Linked DNA regions of Homo sapiens: region 2 is linked to region 1. Evidence: chromatin loops called from intact Hi-C (ENCODE). Cell type or tissue: Calu3. All regions are shown on one strand. Links, peaks and the distances in the headings refer to the core of each region. The heading gives the core; the rest is flanking DNA. Region 1 holds the start of LOC105377873 (a long non-coding RNA gene). Region 2 has its middle 24 kb from the start of LINC01526.

Region 1 (4,404 bases), core at 221-4,220:
GCCATTGGGCTCTGGGAGCAAGTAAAAAAGTTGAAACTGAAATAATCCCTTTTAGCATTTATGGAGTTTGATCTTCCATGCTGTGTTTGGTAATCTGGAGTCCTGGCTGTTCAATATTCCCTTTCTAGTTCCTCCCTTATAGTTATCACTTGAAATGTGAACAATAATAAAATGGCTACAATATCTTAGTTATCTACTAGGTGCCAGGTAATGTACATACACTATCCATTTAATCTTTTTCACAGTTATGCAAATAAAATATTTTTGCCATTTTATGTATGAGAATACAAACGCTTAGGCTAATTTGTCCCAGCTCACACAGCTAGTTAGTGACAGAGTAGAGTTTGGATTCAGAGAATCAATTAAAATTATTGAACTAGATAAGATTAAAGACAATTGCTTCTTCAGGTCACTTTGGGCAGAGCTGAGGGAGGGGACAGGAAAGAACCAGGTTCTTCATAGTTCAAGATGTGGACAGTTCCAGTTTCTTCTCCATTCTCCAAAGAGCCTGATATTGTGATTTCTGCCTGAGATTGCTTCATGCTTGGACAAAATGGACTTCAGTAATAATGCTGATATTATTTTTGTTATATAAGTTCTTATAGTATACAGTGCTTCTGCCTAAAATAGCTCTTTCTGTAAGCATGGGAGGGCAGGAACTCACCTTCATCCTCAGGATCCTATGGGGCTAATTCCTCTGTGCAGAGGTAGATTTTCTGTGAAGCGAAAGAAGTTTACATCTTCAGGGACTCTCACTTGCTTGGGCATATGCTTTTCTAATATTTGAAAGAGCAAAACATTTTAGCCACGATTAAGACTGCAGTTTAGGCTGAGTGTGGTGGCTCACAATTGTTATCCCAGCTACTTGGGAGGCTTAGGCAGGAGTATAATTGCTTCAGCCCAGGAGTTCAAGGTTACAGTGAGCTATGATCACACCACTGTACTCCAGCCTGGTGACAGTGAGACCTTCTAAAAAAAAAAAGACTGCAATCTCTTTTCATATGAATTATTTTCCATGCCTTTTCATGTTGGATAGTCCCAGACTAGCTGTGGACATTTTTGAGATTTGGCTAATGGGAAATTAAATTGGGAGTCCCTCTATTTGGGTTTAGGGAGATGGATTTATGTGGTTTGCAGTCATTTTCAGGTATAGTAATTATTATTGCTACCTGTCCATGTGCAGGAATACTTTCAGAAACCCTCTTCCCACTCATCTGCAATCACAGAATGAAGACACAGTGGTTGTAATACTATATGAGCATGCTGTGCTGTGCCAGAAGTATGTGGGCAGTAGAAGAGAAAGAAGACTTGAACATTTTTCAAATCATCATAACAAAAAAATTGTAAGCAAAGGTTTTGAATCTCATCAATGCTGTGTTAAGTCAGAAAAGTCAGAAATCCTCTTCTACCATACATAGGGGTGCAATCAAAGAGTATGCAATCAAGAAGAAAAAAGTAGAAAAAAAGTGTAGGATGAATCAGGGATTTAATTAATAAATATTTTTCTGGATTTTTTATGTTTGTGGTATTTGTTAGCTGTTTATATGTATACTTTGTGGTGATTTCTCATCTTAACTAAATATTCACACATATCTATTACTTATAATTTTGTATTCTTTTAAAGAGTTCCCCCATAATTATATAATCTTTAGATCCCACAGATCTTATATCTGCCCCTCCAATACAGCATTTAAACATCCACTAACTAATTAGACTCTTCACTGAATCTTGGTGACAGGAGGGAGGAGGAAGAATCCAGACAGGTGTTCTGCCAGGGGAGTGGCTTTGGAACTGGACCAGGACATGGGCTCTCTTGCTCTGGTGTAAGCAGGGCAGGTCCCGCATGTTGTCTTGGTCCCCATGCCTGACTCATATTATCATTTTTTTTCAACAAGGCCAGTCTAATGAACAGGTAGCTGTCAGCACTACAAAGGAGGGAAGACTCCCGCACTCGCTACCACATTTCTTCTCCACCTCCTGTGGTGGCCTCAAATACTAGAACTAGAGGCACATTCCTTTGGGCTTGGTAAGTTTTTTAGTCTTTGAGAATAAAATTAAAAGCAAATGTTTTACAAACAATTTCATCATAAGTCAATATGAAATATCCCTTAGTCCCGAGGTTTAGGAATGTTGATGAGGATGATGATGATAACCTACCAATTTCTGAACATTTACTATGCCTCAGGGAATGTGCTGCACACTGCACTGTGTGCAGTCAATCCTGCAACAGGAGGAAACTGAAGCTTAGAGGGGGTCATGCAGCTCTAAGTGACTGAACAAGAGATTAAGGCACAAAAATAGTTAAATGACAAATTATGAGGCAAAGGCTTTAAAATTTCAGGCATTTCCCAATTATGCCTTGGGCTAGCCCTTCCCTTTGCTGCTTTCCTCAACTCTAGTAAAATGCTGATTACTACTCTTAATCACAAGCAACAGAGTAGAATATATTCTACATTATGTGGGGTTCAAAAAATTAACCCCTAGGCAATGAAAATATGTTTTCTTCAGCATAAGAAACAAAATTGGGATAAAACACCGAACGACACCTGGATTGCAGAAAAAGTCAATTACCAAAGGGGAAAAGGTTTGCAAGACAACTAGAGCTAGGCAGTTAAACATTAGCATTCAATGGTTTGAAGTGTTTAGGTTTTGCAATGGTGTGGTTTGGAAGCTTTCCAGCAGAAAGGCTATTTTCTTTTAAAAGGATAACTCTCTGCAATATTTTCTTTGCTGAAATAATGTGATCCTTAATGACGTCTTATATGACCCAAACTTAAAATAGACCCTATTATTTTAGCTGACCTCATTCTAACCAGGTTTTTACAGGTCAGCCATTAACTATCAACAGCTTCCTGATAATTAATCCTACTTACCCAAATAACTGTTAGCCTGTTAGCCTTATCTATGCTAAGAGGAAGCTTTTCTACGTACCAGACTTCCTCAGTGAATAAAACACAAACTGAAATTCTGCAGAAAGAGCCAACATTGTGAGGTTTGAGAATGAAGAAACAGATTGAAGATTACAACGCTCCCCTGTCTTTAGCTCCTTACTTGCTGAAATTCTGTGGTTCATCTGGCACAGGAATGGCTTTACAGTAGAGTCAGCAGCACAACTACTCAGGTCAGGAGTGGTTCTCTGGATGGCTCTATCAAAATGCATGGACAACAACATATGCAGTTACCTAAGTGGTCTGGATTGAGAAGCAATGGGGGAAGATATCTTAAGTAGCCATTAGTGTTATTTCCTCTAGGATTTAATTTTCTGCCATTAGAGGCTCATTCTTGTGACTCTGAAGAGCTCTAAGATTCTACTAGGAAAATACAGCTGCCATCTTTGTTTGTCACCTACTCAAATGCAAGACTGGTGTTTGATAAAATGAGGGAAAAGAGGCATGCTGTTATAACTGATGCTGTCAGGACTCCAGGAAGAAGAAAGGTGATGAAATAACAAAATTGCTTTCTTCATTTGGTGAAGGGAGTAAGGCGCTCATGCTGGTCCCATCTAGCAATTTGTAAATGGGTTGTTTGAACATATGGGTCTTAACATGTTCATAGATCGTGGGTGTGTGTTTGTGTGTGTAAAATGAAAAGGCTTATTATTAGATGTAGCCTCATGTCAGCATAGTATAAAGTTCCTCAGGTAAGGGCATGCTTTATAATTAAAGGATTTCTGCATCTGTAATTGCCCATGACATGTACCTTTTCTTTCCAAGTCACATTTCTGATTTTCAGTGACAATTTATTATTAACCTATTTTCTCATCGGGTTAAAAGCATATCCCAAAATTTTAAATCCAATGTGCTCCAGTACATATAAAGAGACTTATTAAGATGATCTTTTCTTAATAAGTCTCTTTATATGTACTGGAGCCCGAAACTTCATTAGCAATTTTAATTTCGCCCTGGTCCTGTGGTCCTGTGATCTCGCCCTGCCTACATTTGCCTTGTGATATTCTATTACCTTGTGAAGCATGTGATCTCTGTGACCCACACCCTATTCATACACTCCCTCCCCTTTTGAAAATCCCTAATAAAAACTTGCTGGTTTTTCAGCTCAGGGGACATCACGGAACCTGCTGACATGTGATGTCTCCCCCAGGACACCCAGCTTTAAAATTTAAAAAAAAAAAAAAGATGATATTTTCTAAGAAAGGTAATTATATCTTACATTACACAAAAAAAAACACTAAAATGACTATATAACCCTGATGGGTTGTGACCTACAGTTTGAATAGCAGTAATCTAAGATAGTATCATCATTTGCCCAGATATCTGCAGCAGTCTATTAACCCATTTCTCTTCTATTTTTCCCTCATGAATTCCCCATACAGCAGCAAAAAGGATCTCAAAAGATAAATCCAGTCATGCAACTCTCCTGCTCAAAGCCTTCAATAGCTTCTAACAC
Region 2 (4,404 bases), core at 185-4,184, 71 kb before region 1:
CTGTGCACTTTCAAGAACTTAATTCAGTTAGAAAGATAAACGAATGTCTCATCTATACTTCATAGCCTATACCTCAACCCAACTGATGATAAGATATATAAAAACATGTCTTAGGAAAATTTTAGGCCCAGCACAGATACTCTGTTAAATAGTTACTGTCTTGGGCTGTCTGAATGTGCAATTTGGCAGCTGTAGCCAATTTGCTGAAGAATCATATCTGTGCCACCTCTCCTTTTCTCATTCAGGTGGTAAAATGATAGCCTACTCCTATGAATCTACTCATTTAGTTTGCTAGTATCTAATTAACGAAGATGTGAACTGTTCTTTCTCTCACTTCAGAGATGAGCTGACTGGCTCATGGCTCCTGCATTCAGGTGAGTTCTCAATCGAGGTTGGCTGGCCTGACTGAGTCAGCACACATCTAGTGGAACTGACTTTCACTGGGGCCTCTTAAGAAGAATGAGTTGAGAAGATGGTAGGGGATCAGCAGAGGAAAATGCTTCTGGGGTTCTATTGGGTGGAGGAGCTATTGCCAAGCTGTGATTAATCAAACACACTTTTTTTTTTTTTTGGTTTCTTTGTTTTAAATTTTTGTTTCCTTTCCAATCTAGTTAGGCTAAATGTTTGTAGACTCAGCCCCAATACCCTTCACGAAGTTTCTACTGCAATATTCTGGCAAAATTAGACTTTCTTTTTGCTTAAGTTGAGCCAGTAAACTATTTAACCAACTATAATTTTTACCATAACTCTGTTGATTATGTTTGTTTGAGCTTGGCTCCTTGATCCACATAATAATGTAAGACTTTGGTCTTGAAGGCTGCAGTGGAGGTGACAGTGGGGTAGGCATTCTAGCTGAAGGGTTTTGAAAGAAAGACAACTGTCCGAAATGATACACACTAGATATAGATATTGACTAGAATAAACATCTAATTAAGATTATTCCAGTTCTTTTGGTCTTTGTTTTACTTAATATAGCTGAATACGCATATCTAAGTTTTCTGACACCAATTTCTTTGTTATTGTTTAATGGATTTAAAGAGCAAGACTTTTTTCTGTCTTATGCAGGTTCACATGAGACACCTTATTAAACCGTATTTCATTGTTCAACACATGTCCTCATTCATTTTTCATCAGTGAGAGATACTGCCTCCTTCTACTTATGGTTTCTGTTCTGTAGCATTAAGTCCTGTAGATTCTTAGTATTTAACTAAAGGTAATTTAAAATAAAATATTGTGAATAAATGTTAGTAATAATAGTAATTGTTGTGGTTGTTAGTGTTACCTTGGAGTTGTGTGAACTTTAGAAATAATTCAAGTGGCTGTCCAGTCTCAGATGTATTTTATTCCCCTTCATAAACTTTCTGTTCAGCAATGCAATGGATTAGTTCAGTGCCTTATGGAGATTTTGGTGGAGGAAATATGCAATTGCTGTGAAAGTCTGCTCAAGGGCTATCTCCTCTCTGAAGTCTCCCTGCTGTCCTCCAGGAGGCATTAGAACTTCTGTGTTCCAGTAGGACTCTGCTTATACACGTATCAAAACACTTGCTCAACATTATTGTAAGGATTTAATTTGGAGGTCTAACTCCTAGAGTATTGCACTTTGTCCAGTTTTCTATGGGTTTAATTCCTTTTTCCTCCTGCCCTAAGCAATACCCCTGCCATTTATTACCTGTGTAAAATATATATAGTGACTTCCTGCCTGCCTCAATGGATGAATGACCCTTCTCATTTATTGAGAGTTTCTTTTCTTTTTCTTTCTTCCTTTTCTTTTCTCTTTCTTCTCTCTTCTCTTTCTTCCTTTTTTCTTTCTGTCCTTCCTTCCTTCTTTCTTTTCTTTCTTTTTTTCTTTCTTCTTTCTCACTCTCTCTCTTCTTTTCTCTTTTCTTGTCTTTTCATTTTTCTTTATCTTCTTCAGCTCTGTTAGGCCTAAATGGAGAAAAAAGTTCATAACTATTTCTTATGTCCCATGTATATCACTCATAGTTCATGCTTTATGACAGTCAGTAGATGATTCTTCTTGAATTTCTAGGAAAGACATGTTGCCATTATTCTATTTTTAAATATCCATGAGTGGGAAACTTGAACTACTGAAAACCATGTTACTCACCCAATTTTCTCTCACCTGTGCTAAAAGACATTTGGGGGCAGAATATATGTGTTAACAGTAAAAATGTTAATATCATGATTAGCATATTTTATATTGGCAAGATAAGCCTTATGAATACTTACATGCAGTCAGATAGTTAAAAAAAGGAATTAAAATAAGTCAGACAAAGTTTTCTGACACTGTCCTTCCTGATGATTTGGTCTATTTCTCTCATTGCATGTGTTTTTTTAAACACTTAGCTCCCGCTTATAATGAATAGCCACCTCTTTTTGGCTAGACTTTTAATATATTACAGAACTAGACACATCAGAGTAGCTCCAACCCTCACTAAATGGAATTGAAAATACCAGAAGCCCAAGATAAGCAAGAGGATTACTAGATAGTAACCTAGCAACACAAGTCAAGCAACTGTACTCTAGTTACTTCTTATGTTTGTTAAACCTCCTGTGATGTTATACACTCTATGAATCATGTTGTGCATACTGAAGGCGTGCACCTGTATCGACAACATCACAAAGATTCTAAGAAGGAAATCAGAGGTATGCGGTTGCATCCTTATTGAAAAATCATGGGTATAATAATGGAATTGGAAACAATTCATAGAATTGCTTCTGCTGCACATTAGATGTGAATGGCCCATGAAGCTTGCCTGTTTAAAAGTGGTATTTCTTCCTGTATTTCCTCTATATACCCACTGAAAATTTAGCTGTATTTTATTATGAGAAACTTTTTAAAAACAATATTGAGTTAAGTGCTGGGGACTCAGACGGACATAAAATCATTTTCAGGTTTGCCAAATTATATAAAATGACCTTGTTGGAAATATACCCAACCATTTTCTACTTACAAGAGCATTACTTGAAGAGAAGCAAATGTGAATTTGTGAAGTGCTTTCACCTCTTCATTCATTCCTTCAACAAATACTTTTAAAGCACCTACTATGTGCCAGGAATTATGGGGTACTATAGAAACACAGAAGAAAGCAAGAAAAATTGCTGACCCAGCTCTCATGGGATGAAAATCTAGGGGAGGAAACAGACAGAAACTAAACCAATAATAAAATGGAAAATATGGTGAGTAGAAAAGTCTAGACAACTATGAGAAAAGAGGAGGTGGTGTTAGGAGAGTCTTCTCAGAAGTAATGGTTGAGCTAAAGGACAAGTTAATACATGGTAGATTAAGGGAAGGATGAGTCTAATGGAAGAAATGATTGTGCAAAGGCACCAAGGAGGTAGAGCACTTTTGAATTATTTAACCCATAATATAGAAGGCATGGGAATGCTGGAAGAGAAAAGAGAAGGCAGGAATTTGGACGGAGAGGTTGGCAAAGCCCACTCTATTCAAAGATTTCCTCATAATCCAGAAAAGTAGAATGTAGGAAACTCTTGCACAAAAATAGAAAATTTATATAAATCCATCCAGTATAAATATCTACATGCAGAGTTATACATACTGATGCACATAAAACAACAATAATAATATCCATCTCACCTGTATCCCTCTTGTTATCTATCTGGGAATTCTGGAGAGCTAAGGAAGTCCCTATGCAAAGCAAGAATTTGGGTTGGCCAAAAGGGTGATATTACTCTACACATTTGCAAACATGGTCTACTCACCAGCATCTTTACACAAGTTCACCCAGTCAATAACTATTTATTGTATTTTGTCTGTGTATCAGATATAGAATGAAAGAGCCCTGGGCAGAAGACAGGGAAGAAGGATTGAAACTGAGGGGCAGAGAGGTGGAAACTGACCCTGATACTGATCATCTATCATCTGCCAATCATTTCACATACATTAGTTTATTTCATATTTCCAGAAATTTCTTGAGGTATTATTAGGTGAATTTTAAAGATGAGAAAGTGGACATTCATCAAGGTTAAAGGACTTGTCCATGTAAATTGTGCAGCCAGGAATCTGATCCAGTTCTGAGTGACTCCAAACCCATTTCCCTTTCCATTTATTGAAATTTAAATTTAAATGTTTTTAATCAACAAATAAAAATTGTATATATTTATGGTATACAGCATGATATTTATATATATATATATACACACACACACACGTTGTGGAATGACTAAGTCAAGCTAATTAACATATTTATTATTGCACATACTTATCATTTTTTGTGATGGGAACACTTAAAATCTATTCCCTTAGCGATTTTCAAGTGTACAATGCATTATTATTAACTATAACCCTCATGATGTACAATAAATCTTCTGAATTTATTCCTTCTACTTAACTAAAATCTTATATCCTCAGACAACATCTCCCCATGCCAACCCCACCTGTCC

Evidence for each region. A loop is a pair of places that touch in the nucleus more often than their neighbours do. Peaks named below come from ENCODE experiments on the same cell type or tissue, not always from the same donor. Only the 100,000 strongest peaks of a DNase experiment are listed, where the experiment ranks them.
Region 2: a loop joins it to region 1, with 4 times the contacts of the local background. A loop is called at or near these places in 10 of 110 quality-filtered maps.

What each region holds. Positions count from the first base shown.
Region 1 is chr6:81,765,219-81,769,622 of GRCh38, reverse strand. LOC105377873 (a long non-coding RNA gene) reads left to right here and starts at 1,208. Exons shown (of 3, transcript XR_942729.3): 1 at 1,208-1,343; 2 at 1,896-2,026. In Calu3, for the core only: no CTCF peak of the experiment used is centred there; DNase peaks (open chromatin) are centred at 1,841 and 2,662.
Region 2 is chr6:81,836,310-81,840,713 of GRCh38, reverse strand. No RefSeq gene overlaps it. Among named protein-coding and RNA genes, the nearest start is that of LINC01526, 24 kb to the right of the region's middle. In Calu3, for the core only: no CTCF peak of the experiment used is centred there; a DNase peak (open chromatin) is centred at 2,593.